2 separate regions of the Mus musculus genome follow, and region 1 is linked to region 2. The links are chromatin loops, found by intact Hi-C in ENCODE. Cell type or tissue: left cerebral cortex. All regions are shown on one strand.

What was found. A loop is a pair of places that touch in the nucleus more often than their neighbours do. Peaks named below come from ENCODE experiments on the same cell type or tissue, not always from the same donor. Only the 100,000 strongest peaks of a DNase experiment are listed, where the experiment ranks them.
Region 1: a loop joins it to region 2, with 2.1 times the contacts of the local background. A loop is called at or near these places in 8 of 42 quality-filtered maps.

Annotation. Positions count from the first base shown.
Region 1 is chr9:46,388,790-46,396,789 of GRCm38, reverse strand. It overlaps Gm31432 (a long non-coding RNA gene), which reads right to left and starts at 7,328. Exons shown (of 4, transcript XR_379351.4): 1 at 6,509-7,328. In left cerebral cortex, a CTCF peak has its summit at 3,710 (motif pointing left); DNase peaks (open chromatin) are centred at 1,318, 3,687, 6,869, 7,351 and 1 more place; H3K4me3 peaks cover 2,172 bases; H3K27ac peaks cover 1,804 bases.
Region 2 is chr9:46,609,755-46,617,754 of GRCm38, reverse strand. It overlaps Gm31557 (a long non-coding RNA gene), which reads right to left. Exons shown (of 6, transcript XR_870708.2): 1 at 6,980-8,000; 2 at 6,682-6,792; 3 at 5,031-5,078. Among named protein-coding and RNA genes, the nearest start is that of Gm31557, 6.2 kb to the right of the region's middle. In left cerebral cortex, no CTCF peak of the experiment used is centred here; a DNase peak (open chromatin) is centred at 3,848.

The DNA.
Region 1 (8,000 bases), 220 kb after region 2:
GGCTTCCGGCCAAGACCATTCGGGGAAGCTATGTTAATAATCACACTGCAAGAGTTCCTTGCAGCAGGAACAAGCCCCATCCAAGGCACTGCCATGCACAACACTCCACTCCATTCTCCTGCCATCCCCTTAGCACAGGGAGGGGGAAGTCCTTTGCCGTTTAGACGCAAAGAGCTGATAGCACTAATTGTTCATTTGTATGGTGTTTTCTGGTTCCCAAGAAAGTTCTCAAGAAGAGTTGGCTCAGGGAGTCATGTGGCTTGTCCCTGTCATTTCCCCTGCAGGTGGCCTAACTACCTCAAACTCAAAACTTTCCACAGCCCAATGGCCTGTTTTTTTTCAGATAAAGAAACTAAGACAGAGAGCAAATATGGCTGGTGATGACATAATTGGCCATATATACACACATATTTATATATGTATACACTCACGCCTATTCTTACACATGTATGCAAGATACATACACATATACACAGAACAGCCTATGTTATTTATGGACTCAGACTGAGATCTGATGAGATCAGGGAGGGGACAACCCCCTTCCAGACTGAGCATCACCGGAGGGGTTGCCTTGAAAGATTGTGGTCCCAGACTCCTAGCATCTAAATCTAACATCCAAAGCTGGAAACAAGGCTAGCAAAGGATCCAGTCTCGGCACATCTAGTCTGGGGTCTCTGTTCTGGAACTCTCTGCCTTTTTGCCATAATTTCCAACTGAAATATCATGTCACCACACATGGAGCAGACCCTCAATAGACTCCTGGGGCAGGAAAAGGCAGGAACCAGGTGACTTGGGCAGCTTGAGTGTCTCAAGTGGCCTCTGTGACAGGGACAGTGGGGATGATGGGGACCAAAGCAAGCTGAAGACATTAACTCTGCAGCAGGGGCTTTACCGCAGCCAGCAGCTAGCACACGAGCATGCTTGAGTTATCAGTTCTTACCACTGTTTGATGAAAGGCCAGACGTGTGGATCTCGGTTGGAAATTCTAGAACTTTAAATGCTGGCATTTAAATGTAAAGCGCTGCGTGGGCCAAACAGAATGTCTTGCAGTGAGTTTCTTTGTTTTAACAGCTTTATCGAGGTATAATTGATATGCAAAAAAACTGCACATATTTAACGGTACAGTCGGATGAGCTCGGCCATATGCGAACTCCCGTGAGACTACCCCAAAATCAGATCCAACACACACACACAGACGGGGAGAGGGGTAGGATGAGAGAGAGGGGAAGGGGAGGGAGAAGGGGAGAGGAGGAGGCGAAGTGGGAGGGGGAAGGGGAGGACGAGGGAGGGGGAAAGAGAGAGAGAGCACTTTGCTTACACTGTGTCTATGATAAGAACATTGAAATGAGGGCTGCCCTCTTACAAAGTTTGCAGTGGCCACTGTTAGCATTCAGAACTGTTGAACAGTCATCTCTAGAACATATTCAAAACCCGTCTTCTCACTGAGTGGCCTTCACCATTCCCTCCCCCTCAACCCCTGGTAACTTGCTCCAACCCTGATACCACCAAGAGCACTCTCGGCTTCTGTTAGTTTGACTTTTTAAGCATCTCATGGAAAGCAGGAGTGTAGAGGGCGAGGCTCTGGGTTCCATCTCCAAGGTCACATACGCTTGAGTGCACACACTCATGCACACACACACACACACATGGAAATGGATATGGATGCATACACATGTGTGTACACATGCACACAAACACACACTGCTGAAATCATGCAGCCCTTGTCTTGGGACTTAGTTCAGTCTACTGTCTTCCAGGCTCACTGCCACGGTGGCAGATGACAGGGTCCTCTAAGAGTCTACTGTGTATAACACATTTCATCATCTGACAATATGTCTCTACCTGTGATGCAACAATGTTATATTCTTAATGAACCAGATAAATTTAGCTCTGTATGGAGAAGCCGGGGGGTGGGGGGAGTGGGGATTTCCTTAAAAAGTAGCCCTGGGATCACAAACAATGGAACCCAAAAAGTACAGGTCTCCCCCACCCCACCCCCAAATTTCTAGAGTTCCCACCTAAGCCCTGGGAACAGGCTACAGGGCAAAGTGGGCCTTAGAAGGTCTTGGGACACATTGTAGCATAGTTTTAAGTTCCAAATCCCCACATTTCATCCAGTCTTGACCAGGTCTCGAGAGTCAGACTTGCTGTCCCACTGAGACCAGAAAAGCCCCCCAGAAGAAGCTCAGATGCCCCTCCAGGCTCCCTTAGAAGAGTTCCACCTGCTCCCAATGCCCCATCTTCGGGCCACTTAAAAGGCAGCATGGTGGCACAAGCCAGCTGTCACTTAGGCACTTATGGGCAGAACCGCGGAAAAACCAAACCACTGTTATTACACTTAATAACCAGTTTCTACCTCATCAACTCATTGGCGTCTGACAGGCGCTGTTAGGGTGCCAGCGCCTTTGGCCTAACAAGTCAGCCCTGGAGGGGAGGGGCCACCATTGGAGTTGACATCAGCCTCCTTCCTCTCCTGCCCAGTGCGGAGGACACCCACCCCAGGGCAGCTGAGGCTGGCCTGCCCTTTGCCCCACATGCTCAGAAGCCAAACAACATCACCAAAGCACCCAAATCACCCAGACAGTGCCGCTGGGGTGGGAGCCACAGGGAAGGGCTCAAGCAGCTAAACAAAAGCAAGCAGGGGGCCTGACAGGTGCCTGCTGTCCAGGGTTGGACACCTGTTTGGATCCCAGCCTGTGACAGTGTGGCCCGTAAGTGATGTGTTTCATCTCCGCAGCCCCACTTTGTTCATTAATAAGAGTGGATGCCTCACTGGAGTGTGTGCCTACACCAGCCCCGCCTCACCCACCCCCACCCTCAGAAAAAGGCTGTGGCGGGGGCTAGGGCTGGGGCTGAGACGATAGAGCGCATGCCTAGAATGCATGAGACCCTAGGTATAATCCCAGCACCTCTGGGTATGATTCCAGCACACCTATAATCTTAGCAGTTGCAAGGCAGGGGCAGGGCGGGGCGGGGCGGTGGGCGTGGATAGAGACAGGAAGAAAGGGTTCAAGGTCATCTTTGGTTACAAGTGCGTTCAAAACTAGTCTGGTCTACATGACTCTGTCTAAAACAAACGGCAAACATGCAGATGATGAGAGCCAGGGAATGCTGAGAAGTAAGAACTAAGAAATACTTCTTCTTGGCTTAGTCCAAGGAGGTGGGCTCAGGGCTATCATTAAAAGAGAAACAATCAAACCTGCCATTATCGTCATTGCTCTCTGTTTAGAGATGGGAAAACTCAGAGAGGCTGAGTAATTTACCCAAAGGTAACCCAGCCAGTAAGTGGTAGAGCTAGACCTGGCAGGTAGGCAGAGAGAACGGAGCCACGTGTCATAGCCTTCTCTGTCCCTTCTGCCTCTGTCCTTCCCCCACAGGATTAGCTAGGGTCTCTGGGCCCGCTCCTGCTTTGCTCTGCTCTGATACAGCAAATAACCCTGGAGGTTTAGGGGGCAGTGTGGGAACTCCAGTCTGGGCTGAACTCTTGTCAGTGTGCAGCGATTTTACCTGTCGCTCTGTATGGCGGCCTCAAGAGCCACATGTTCAATGGAACCAGGCCAAAGCCATAGCGCCCACCTCCAGAGCTTTGAATAAAAAAGGGCAAACCCTTCCTGGGCCCAGCACACACACCTGTCCACCTGCCGGCCCTGGTCCTGCCGGTGTCTGCAGTGCGGGCTGGGAGCGGTGTAGTGCCGCCATCTATCGGCCCCTCACGGAATTGCTTCCCAGCTGCCAGGCGGGGCAGCCGGGTCCCAGCGCCGGTCCTAGGGTCCTACCAGGTACCTGCAGCCTGCCTTCTTCCCGGTGCACCTGTCCTATGAGTTCCCCCGGGAGAGGGACACTCAGTGGTCACAGAAGGCATCCCTAAGACACCAGTCGCGCGCAAGGACCCACAGAGGGCCCCTTGGCCTTTGGAGATGGCATGGTCCCAAAGTTCCAGGGTTCTGAGGTTCCCTGGGTGGGCAGTGAGCCAAGCACAGGGCAGAGACAGGAAGGTGAGTCGAGAGGGAATCACAGGCTTTTACCAGCTCAGGCCCGTGCTGCCCCTGAAAAGTGGACGTGGGAGTGATGGGTGTGTGTGTGTGTGTGTGTGTGTGTGTGTGTGTGTGTGTGTGATGTGTGTGGTATGTGTGTGTATGTGTGGTTTGTATAGTATGTGTTGTTTGTTATATGTGTATTTTGTGTGTGATATTTGTGTGTGTGTGTGTATGGTATGTATTGTGTGTTGTATGTATAAATATGTGTGTACATGTGTATGTGTGAATGTGTGTATGTACATATGTGTGTTTATGAGAATGTGTATGGTGTGTTTAATGTGTGTGTTTGGTGTGTGTTGTGTATGTGTATTACATGTGTATGTGGCATGTGTACATGGTATGCATGTAGTGTGTGAAGTATGTGCATTATGTGTGTATACATGTATATGTGTGTACATGTGTGTACATATGTGGACACTTTGTGTGCATATGTGTGTCTCTGAATGTGTATTTATATGTATATGTGTAGATATGTGTACATGTGTATATGTATGTGTATGTACATGTGTCTGTGTACATGTGTGTACAGGTCAGAGGTCAAATCTGAAGACTTCTTTAATCACTCTCCACTTTGCTTTTCTGAGACATTGTCTCTCACTAACTCTGGAGTTGTTATGCTTAGCTAGACTGGGCAGCCATTGAGTCCCAGCAATCCTCCTGTCTCCACTTCCTTATGACTGTACTCCTGTAGCTGGCTTTTGTGTGGGTGTGGAGATCTGAACTCGCGTCCTCAGGCTTGCACTTTACTGACTGAGCCATCTCTTCCCCTACCTCTTGCTTTTCTTTAAGCTTAATTAAAATTCCCTACATTTCTACAATGCCCATCTGGAAATATAATTTCTGTTTGTAAATCTGTCTGAAGGCAAATTTGCTTTTAAATGGAGACATAATCATCTTAGAATAGAAAGGGACGCGTTCTTGCCCAGATGAGGAGAATTGGCTCAGAGACATCTCCAACGTGGCAGCAGTAGCTGGTGGCCAAAATGAACTAGAACTTCCCATGAAGAAGGGGCCTCTCTTGAAAGAACAGCAGGGTTCTCCCTGACTCTGACTGGAACTGTCACCCACAGCACCTGGTTTTCTGCTTGCAATCTGTCTCCCACATTAAGTGTTGCAGGAAGTTCACAGTCCTATGTGCTAAGGTGGTCTCAGTGTCTGTGGTCGCACGCAGGAAACTTGTCCGTGAACACATGTTGTATAAGTGAATGAATGACTTGGGGAGTGCTCCCTGGAGAGTGTGAGGCCCGCATCCCTTTTTAAAGGGCAGTGCTATAAGCTGGAGACGTGCTCACCCAGCATGCACAGGGTTCAACCCCAAGCATTGCATAACCAGACATGGCGGCACACCCCTGCAATCCCAGCACTTGGGAGGTGGAGGAGAGGGTATCAGAAGTTTGAGGTCATCCTTGACTACATAGTAAGGTCAAGGCCAGCCTGGGCTACACGAAACCCTGAAGAAAGAGAGAGGCGGGGAGGAAAGGAAAAAGAAAGGAAAGGAAAGAGAAATGACCACTATGATGAGAAGGCAGGTAGCATGAGGGGTTGAGGGATGGCCCAGAGCTGATGCAGTGCAGATGTGTGATCGGGTACTTGTAAGGGAACTGAGATCAACAAAACAGCATGGACCACCCTCCTCTCTGTCCAGTTTTCTGAGCTATGCCAACCCCTGGTTCTGGTTCCTTGTCTCCACCTGAGAATGGGACAGAAGCTAGGCAGATCCCGCTCTAGCAACCAGAAGGGACTCACTGGGGTCATCAGGCCTGGATGGGCGAGAAACATATCCTGAAGTCCCCTTGTCCCTGTCTCCAGGAGACCTTGAATGCCATCGTAACAGCTCAGTCTCCCAGGTGTTTAATCTAGAGACACACAGAGAGAAAACTCTAGAAATAGTAAAGCCAAAGCAAGAGGGCAAGGAGGCCCAAATGAGTACAAGGTCTCATTTTTAGAGACCTCTGGAACATCTCTGTTACTCTAGAAACATAAAGATGCATTAAGCCAATGGTTCTCACTTTTCCTAACACTGCAACCCTTTAATACAGTTCCTCGTGTTGAGGTGACCCCCAGCCATAAAAATTATTCTTGTTGCTACTTCATAGCTGTAATTTTGCTTCTGTTATGAACCATAATGTAAATATTTTTGGAGATAGAGGTTCGCTGAAGGGGTTGCGACCTGCAGGTTGAGAACGGCTGCATTAAGCTGTAATGACCACACTGAACAACGGAATCCACCTACTGTGTCTAAGTACAGACATCAATGACTAAAAGAAAAGTGATTTTTTTTTCAGCAGAGGGAATAGCTAAATAATTCCTGAACGAAAAATATTAATAATTTGTCTGGAAAAGTCCCTCAAAAGGTTCCTAGAAGAAGCTTTTTGTTACAGATATTACCAAATGCTATCTGTCAAGGAGTCCAAAAGCCCTGTGCACCTCCCTCCAAGCACAGACAGAATGGAAACACACCCACAGTGTACCTGCCGTATGCCAAGTCCTGTACCGGGGTCCTGGGACGCACTGACTGGTGTGACACCGGCAGGGGCACCTGTAGATCACAGGCAGGGGCAGCTACAGAAAAGTTCTGCCAACAGACAGCTGATCCATGGCAGCTCATCTCTGCCCTCACCTCGGCTTTTGCCGGGCTTCTCGGCTTCTCGGGACATCCTTATATCTGGTGCCTTTGGGAAGTGGGGTACACAAGCTAGCCTGGGGTCCTGCTCTCTCTTCCCTCCAGCACCTCATGTTCACTCATGCCCGACCAGAACTGAGCTTGCTCTGGTCCTTGCTTTGGACTCTGAACTTAGTACTTGTTGCTAGGCTACAAAAAGCCTGCTAGCACCAAACCCTAAAGAGCGAGCTTGCTGAGAAGGGCGGGGCCGGGAAACCTAAGACAGAATCTTTGTCTCTGCTTCCTGAAGGAGAAACATGAATTCTAACTGGAAGATTACAAAGAGAAAAAGATACAAGGCTAGCCCAGAGAAATCGGAGAGGTAAAAGCAAGAGAGGTGTGGAGGGAAAAGAAAGAGGAAGCAGACGCTGGGACAGGGGGCGGGGAGATCCGCGGAGGTGGGGGGGGGGGATGAGAGAGACAAAGAGATGGGGGCTATAGGACAGTTTACAGTCCAAGGCGGGGAGAAAGGAGCCTTAGAGAGAGGGAAGATCACGGAAGCAAGGAGAAGGGGTAAGGCTCTGTCTCTCCAGACAGCCCGCAGTCCTTCCACCCTCCCTCACCCACCCTCAGCAATGGCTGAGGAAAGAGGAAGGGAGGCAAGAAAGGAGGCAGAGGCAGCAGTAACCTTGGAGACAGAGCCAGGCAGATGGGTGAGGGGCGACTGGAAGGAAGAGGGCTACCGCCTGGCAACAAGTCCCTCTACCAGGAGGGGTGGGTGACAGACAGACCCAAGAGAGTGGTTTAGATGAGCTGGGGAGGGGAACGAGACAAAAGATTCCAGGAAAACCTAAAGAAGCCCAGGAGTCAGAATAGAGAGAGAGGTTTTTACTGAGAATCAATTTAAGGAAGAAAGAGCGGGGAGTCTTGACAAAGCAGGAACAGAGGAGGAGCTGCCTCAGGTGGCAGGGCTGAGGTGAGGAGGGGCAGGGGCCAGCACTGGGCAAAGGGACACAGAAGAGATGGTCAGGGTGGGCGGCAGCCAAGCTGAGATCCTTGCCTGAGACCCTCTGGGTGCGTTCCTGAAGCCGCCAGCCCCAGCCCCCTGACACTTTACATTTGTTGGTGCCCCCAGTGGGTGATGACAGGTGGGCCCTGAGGGAGAGGGCTTGTGGGAACAATAACGCGTGTAACTTCTAACATTTGTGGACTGATATGGAAACTGAGCTGAACACACACACAAGAATGGCAAAGTGACAATGGCCAATGAGAGAAACCAGTCTTCCCCTAGGGACCAGGCTTGAGCCGGGCTCTGGAACAGACTGGGGCCAGGGGCCGTTTGGGGGAAGTAGCCCAGCAGC
Region 2 (8,000 bases):
AAGACGGTTACAAGAAGTCAGGAAGCCAATACCGTATGGGTGCTCGTTTGAGCTGTTACAGCTAAATTGGTTTGTGTAAGCAACAGCCTCTCCTCTGCAAAAAACATGGGGAAAATAATCAAGGGCAAATTTTCAACAGCCACTTCTCTCCCCCAGAATATTCTTAGGACTCTCTCCAGATAGTCCGAATCCCTACCAGGATTGCCAACCCACCTTCACTTTCTTCAAATCCTACTCACTCTGTAACATCTAACTCAAGCCGCCAGGCCTCTAAAGACTCACACTGCAGCCCTCCTTCTGTAACATCTAACTAGTGCCCCCTCTGTTCTAAGGACTCACACGCTGTTCTTGATGCCCATCTCTGTCATGATCTTCCTGTGTAATGCAGACTGACTCTTCCTGTGTCCTTGTCACAAGTAGAGTATCAGCTTGCCAAGGTCAAAGAAGACCCTGTCACTCATTCATCTCTCTAGTGCCCCCTGCAGACTCCCACAAGGAAGCAGTTGTGGCGATGAACTGGGGTTGCTCATTTAGCAGTATTTTGGAGTGTGTCTGTGAGGTTCCATTCCATAGAAGATTATCAGTGGACTGAGTGGAGATCACCCTCACAATCCTTGGGACCTTGAATAGAAGAAAGAAGGATGGGAATTCACTTCTCCAGCTGAGAGCATCTATCACCTACCCTGTGACACCAGCACTCATGACTCTCTCGGATCTTTAGGCTCAAACTGACTTAGCCATCCACCTTCCTGCTCCTCCAGCATGCAGATGGCAGTTCATGAAACTTCCTGGTGTTCCTAACCACATGATCTTCCTGTTTCACACATACATGTGAACTGTTTATTCTGTTCTCTTGACTAATACGGAGCTCAATAAAGGACACATGCTCAGGCCAAAGAGAGTTGAAAGTTCAAGGCCAGCCCAAGACACACAGTAAGACAAACCAAATACATGCTCACACATGCACATTTGTGCACACACCCACACACCCAGGGACATACACACAAAACTTCACACACTCAGTGAATCAGTAAGAACAGCAATACAGCAATGTCATCCAGGGTCCTACCTGACAACGGTAAATAGATGTTACACCATTGACCTCATTTCTCTAGACTGACTACATAATGCTTAGAACCCAAGGAAAAAGTCTACGTTAAGAGGTTCACACAGTGATGGACAAATGACAGATGCTCAAGCAGTACTAGACCCCTCCCACTGCCTAGTTCACAAAACTCTTTACATCTTCCCCACAACAACCCCTTGAGGTAATAAGCATTTTCTAATTGCATGTCCCATTCTAGTTGTAGATAAACTGAGGACTGAGGAGTTTGTATTACTGCAATCCAACCAGAGAATCCCAGATTCAACCGTCTAACAGCACCTGACTTCAAAACCCAGGGTGCCTAGACAGTCCACAGCACGAAGGCAGTGCCTAGATATGTGGTACCTGTCAGGCCGATATCAACACCTGAGGAGAGAGAGAGTCATGGATTTGAGGATTTGGGGAGGCTGCCAGCTGGACAGAAACAGCCTCGTTTGGAACCACACCCTGCATTAGCAAGGATATAGGGGGTACAACAGTCAGGTGAGCCCACTGTCCTGTATAAGAAGAGCCAACTTGCTTTGCCCTAGTCGGGATGCTAAGGAACTCCATCTACAGTCTCCATGGCGGTGGTAATGGAGTAGGTGGGCAGAGTTCTTCCTGGCCTAGGCCTTCCACTAGAACAGAGAAACAAGACTTGCCAGGATTTTCCTGATCCCTCGTCTCAGTTCACCCACCCTGTTCCAGATCTGAAGCCCACTGTAAGACACCATCACAAGACAGGAATAGAGAGAGAAAAGTGAGAATGTTCGAGAACACCAAGAAAGCCTCCACTGACCCAGTTGTCTCCTCCAGCATTCTGTATGCCTCTGAATGCCTCTTTCAGGCGTCCATCATAAGGTTTTAAGATTTAGGTGGGTAGGAGGCGTGGAAGGAGAGACTGGCTATGACAAGCATCATGTGCATCCATATGTCCACTATCTCCTTCAATCCACACAACATCCCTGATAAACAGGGATGGGTATCTCCAACTCATAGACAAAGACATCACCGACTCAGAATACATGGAACAGAACCTGGTGTTTGTTTAAGCTAACGTTGGAACTCAGGCCTGTCTGATCCAAAAGCTAGACCCTGGAGCTGAGGCTTCAGCTCACCGGTACAGAGCTTAGGTAGAGCACTTGTCTGAAGCTCACATCCTCAGCACCCAGAAGGAAATACATTGCTGTGATTTTTGAAAAGGCAACACATCCTCACTGTATTGTCTGACCCTATGGGAAGTGAGGCTTGTAACTGAAGGATGAGAGGCTGACAGAAGGGAGTACAAGCTGTAGCAGCAGCAGGTCACAGGTTGTAGATGGGTATTGCTAATGGAAGCCTGGGGTCAGAGTTCAATTAAAAGGGCGGGACTTAGTCTGTCCTCATCGCCTCATATCCCCATCTTAGGAAGGCAAGTGAATGACATCTGACAACACCTGACTGGACAGGGCATGTTGGTGGGAATAAGTTCACCTCTCTCCTTATATCCTTGTCCCCCTCCCATGCCATAGCCAGGGAGAGACCATTCCTCCACCCTCCTGAAGACTTGCATTGAGAAGAATCAAGGAAATAATTGTGGGATGGAGAGGATTTATTAAATTGGATAAGTCTTGGCTACAACCTTCCTTATAGGCTTTGAGTGGTTTGGATTTTATTTCATTATGGCTGCATAATAAAATAATAACATAATTAGTGATGAATTTGTTACCTTTCAAGAAAGAGACTTTAATTCCCCTGAAGAACATCTCCCCACCCCCAGGCTATCTCTGATGACGATGTGAGGAAGAATAGGGGGAAGAAAAGGAGGGCTAGCCTACCCACCCGCAGCTGCTCAGGTGGGAGGTCAAGATTCCACATTACTTCTGGCTCGGTGATGCTTCCTTCTAGCAGAACCAACAGAGTGCTGACTGCCGAGGATGACCAGAATATCTAGGAGTCGTTCCTCCTGTGAGGATGCCACAATGATCTCTAGTGCATCCCATGCTGCCGTATCAGGATCCAGGTAAGGCACATATCCCTGGGCTCCATTCCTATGTAATCCAGGGAAGGGGGGGCATCTATGTACAGCAGCATCTAGCTGCTAGCGTTTTGTCCCACTTACTTTATTTTGTGATGGTCTCAGGTATTATGGGCTAGCCTCAGACTTACTATGTACCTGAGGATAACCTCTTGCCTCTATCTTCTGCATGCTGAGATGCATGTGTCACTACACCCCATTTACACAGAGCTGGGGATTAAACGTATAGCTTCTCCCATGCCAGAACAGCATTCTACCTACTGCACGCATCCCCAACTCTCCCACACCCCTGAATTCATATTTAATCTTGGTTGGCATTGGCCACCCGGGCACCTGTCTGAGTGAAGTGGGGTATCAAGGAAAGGAGGACTTGGTATCACAGGCCAAGAGCAGAGTGGTGTGCTCCACTGCATCCTCCACAATGTGAGGGCAGGGAGATCTTTCTTCCCTATAACTAACAACCCTACCACTAAGACCTCACTTTTCCCATGTGTCTAATGGGTACTTGTGAATGATATGCCGTGCCCCCTTCTTTGCCTCAACATCTGCATTGACAGATTCTTTCCCATCTCCCTCATCTGTGGCATCTGTGTTATCCATTCTGGTTCAAGAAGTGAGCCTGTGACATCAAGGAAAATAAAGAGAAGCAGGAAGAGTTAGTCACAGAACAGACTCTCTTTTACAGATTGTATAGATCCTAAGCTCTGGTGCCTAGTGGGACCCAAACATTCCAGGAAAGAGATGCAGCCACAATTTAAGTTGCCATCTGTTTCTCTGTCCTTGACAGTGGGTTTTATTTGGGGAGGAGGATGGAGAGAGGGTGTTCACTGTTCAGATGTGAAAGAAGTAAAGGCAAGAAAAAAGACATAAGTGGCTTAGAAGCCTGGAGCCCTGGCTCTCTGTCCTACTCTAGCAGTCTGTAACTGCCTTGTTTCAGTCAGGTTTCTGTTACTGTAACAAAATACCAGGCACAGGCGCCTTTGAAGGAAACAAGGTTTATCTGGTCCATATCTCAAAGGCTAAAAGTCCAATCAGCATGCCGCTGGCTCTGGTTGGGTCTTGTAATCAACGGCAGAGCATTTGCAAGAGAAAGAGATCAAATCACCAGACAAGAAAGCAGAGTATGGCTTGGGGTCAAAGAAAGGCTTCTATAATGCATTCTGTCTGGCAAACGGGACACCAGTATCCCCTTCTGGGGTCCCGGTGACTAAAGTATTCCTATAAGGACCCACCTCTTAAAGGTCTCACCATCATAATAGGTGAGTCTTTGGAAGGAAATTTTAAAACCACATGCAAACCGCAGACTACATGATGGTTGAGATTGACTTTTGCCTACCCTGTAAGACTAGGAAGTGGTGATGGCTAAGTCACATTTGGATATCTTTGTGTCTTGGAAAACTGTGCTTACATGTGCATGTATGTGTGCTTACATGTGCATGTATGTGTGCTTACATGTGCATGAGTACCCAGGTCTGTGTGGGTGCATGTGCAAGCCAGAAGAAAACCTAGGATATACTCCTCGGGTATATTTTGTCTTCTCTCTCTCTCTCTCTCTCTCTCTCTCTCTCTCTCTCTCCCTCCCTCCCTCCTTCTCTCTCTCTCTCTCTCTCTCTCTCTCTCTCTCTCTCTCTCTCTCTCTCTCTCTCTCTCCCTCCCTCCCTCCTTCTCTCTCTCTCTCTCTCTCTCTCTCTCTCTCTCTCTCTCTCTCTCTCTCTCTCTCTCCCTCTCCCTCTTCTTAAGATATGGTCTCTAATTTTGGCCCAGAACTTGTCAAGTAGGCTAGGCTGGCTAACCGTCAAGCCCCAGGGATCCACCTGTCTCTGCCTCCCAGTGCTGGGATGAAAAGCACAGGCCACCCCAGCCTTTCTATAGACAAAATCTCCTGTTGTCAGGCAGGTACTTTACCAGCCTTCTGGGTTTGTTTCTCACTTGATAATGACGGCTGGGAAGTCAGTCAGTCTGCTACAGTTTCCTCATCTGTAGAAGAAAGAAAAATGTGTCATAAAGGTATAAAATCAAACATGCCAGTGTTTCTGAAAGCCATAAGAAAACAAACTGCTCTAGAGGATGCGAGGCTCACAACCTTGGCCTCGATTTTCTTCTAAGCATGGATGCTGATGTTTGCGCCTGCTCCACTATTCTCTGCTCTCTGACCTCAAACCACCCAGGCTCCCTCCCAAACTCTTGGTGGGTTCAGTTCGGCTCCACAGTTTCCATCCAGAAATCTACCACTCCCTCCCTCCGGTGCATCCATCCCTCATCCATCACTGTCACATCCCACAGAGGACTTTTATTTAACAACCAATTTATTTCCAATTTAACTAATCTGGGGATGGGCCATCTCTCTCTCACGCAAAGCACCAATGCCTGGGTTGTAAATAGACTCACAAACGAGGGTGCTGGTTATATAAACTCTCATCAAAGCAGCATCAGGAGAGAGAGCTGCTGGAGAGTGGGGGTCACCGGAGTGCAGGCCAATGCAATATACAACTACCCCAACATAAATAACCCTACAGCCCTCATTCCTGGCCCCTGCACTTGGCACTGCTTAGAATTATTTATATATGTATCTGTTGATTCCCTGGCTCACCTTGAGCCCAGGACAAATGTTTCATCAACAATGTATGAGATTCTAACTAACTTCAGGCTAGGTGGGAAGGAGCAGGTGGCTGGGTAGGTAGCCATGATCTGTCTCTTGGCCAGCCCCTCTCTCTCTATTTTTCCTGGTTGGGAGTCTCCTCTCAAAGCTCACTTCTGTGTACTGCGCTTGGATGGTGCAATGGCCTCCGTGAAGGGTAGCTTTGCTTTGTGAAGAGACCACTAATAAATCATCTCTATGGCCCAGCCAGCACCAGGAACATACATTGGTCTGCTGGGGATAACAGGCAAAGGCTGTGCCTACAACCTGACACACAGGACAGGTTCAAGGCAGCAGCAGACTAGCTAGTCTGAGATCTGTCCTTAGATGGCCTGGAGGCTGAATGTCCCTGCTCCCAACTGCCCCCTTCTGCCAAGTTCTAAAGCTGTGTTCAGGCATCCAGATGGAAGCCAGGGATATAGATCTGAAAAGAAATAAAGGGTCAGGAAATCATGGCATGCATGCGTGTGTGTGTGTGTGTGTGTGTGTGTGTGTGTGTGTGTGTGTGTGTCTGTGTCTGTGTCTGTGTGTATCTGTGTGTGTTGTGTCTGTGTGTGTCTGTGTGTATGTGTCTGTGTGTACTTGTACTTGCATGTGGGTGTCATTCTTCTGAGTCATTCTGTTAGTTTTGGGGATAGGGTCTCTTATTGACTTGGAGCCTGTCAATTAGGCTAGGCTGGCTAGATGGTGAGCCTCCAGAGCTGCAGTTCCAAGTGTGAGCTGCTACGCCCAGCTTTTTACAGGGTTCCAGCTATTAAATGAGGTCCTAGTGCAAGGCTGCTACTGTGCTCAGTTGTCTCCTTGGCCCTGGGAACCACACCACAAAGTCGCTCTCTTTGTCTCTCGATTGGTCCCCTTCCCTGCAAAGGAAGGCTTGAACTCAGGGGCCCATGGCCCCTTCTAACTCTAACCTCCTCCAGGCAGAGCCACTAAGAGACTGACCTGGCTACTGAGAGATTTATCCTCTTCCTGGCTGGCACCCTGAGGCCTGCCTGCATGACTTTAAATCACACCTCCTCAACTCTGCTGCACTCGGCACTTTCCCGGGGCCACCTTAGAGGGCAGAGAGAGTTTATGTTAAACAAACACCTCTTGGTTATTAGAAACATATTTATAGTGGTTATGGGGCTCCAGAGGTAGAGACAGATTCATTCCCAGGCTGGGTCCCCAGGGAGGACTGTGGCAACAGAATAACTTTCTCCAACCCCAGGGACCAGTACAGAGGGTCACCCCAGCCTACATCAATCCCACTCTTGTTTCTTCTCCCTGTGACAATAATTGCAGGTCTGCATGGTGCTCCTGGTGTTGGCAGGGGCGGAGAGCTTGTGCGAGGACAGGCTTTCAGGGCTGCTGATTCCATTTAAGACGGATGATGGATGGGAGGCCTTTTTGAAGTTGGAGACTCAACTCAATCCTAAGCCAATTAGAAAAGGATGTGTTTATTGAAAGCCTGCAGCATCTCTTTTAGGGCTGACTTTAAGATCCTGGTTCACATTAGAGCTACGGCCTGTATCTCTAGACTATATGAAGGGGCTTGGGAACAAGGAAGAAGGAAGGAAGAAAGCTCTCCAGCAGCACTATAGCTCTCTGAGGGGGAAGGACAAAGAGGCAAGGAACCTGCCTGCCCCTCCTCCCCTGCATCCCAGTGCTACATGGCTGCATTCCTCTAGTGGCCAGAAATATTTAATCGAATACTTTTGTTTGGATCTCACATCCCTGGTAACCTGAAGATGTTACCATGGCAATCCCCAAGTAATACATCTCGATTATTTATGGCCTTGCAGATAGGGTGGGGAGGCACTGCCGGCCCCACAGAACCAGCGGGAAGGTGGGAGCTTCATTTCCAGCTCTCCCTGTTGCTCGGCAGCCCTGGAGGAAAGACTGAAAGGAGGTGTGACCATGGTTTGCTGGCTTGAGTTCAAAGCCTTTTAACATGGAGGGCCTTGCCTCTGCCTTCTCCCGTTTCGTCCCTTGAATGCCCCCGTTTCCTATGTCTCCATTCTGTGATCTCTTGGTTCTTCTCCATTGCTCTTTACTCCCTCTGGTAAGATGGGAGGAGTCAGGGGCGAGTGCGATTGGAGCCAGAGATGCTATTCACACCACCTGTTGCATCTTTGACCCAGGAGTCAGGGGCAAGTGCGATCGGAGCCAGAGATCCTATTTTCACACCACCTACTGCAGCTGTGACCTGCTATCCTAAAGGCTTTGTTTCTAAGAGCACTCGAGTGAGAGGAAGACATGACAACTTCTAAGATTCAGCA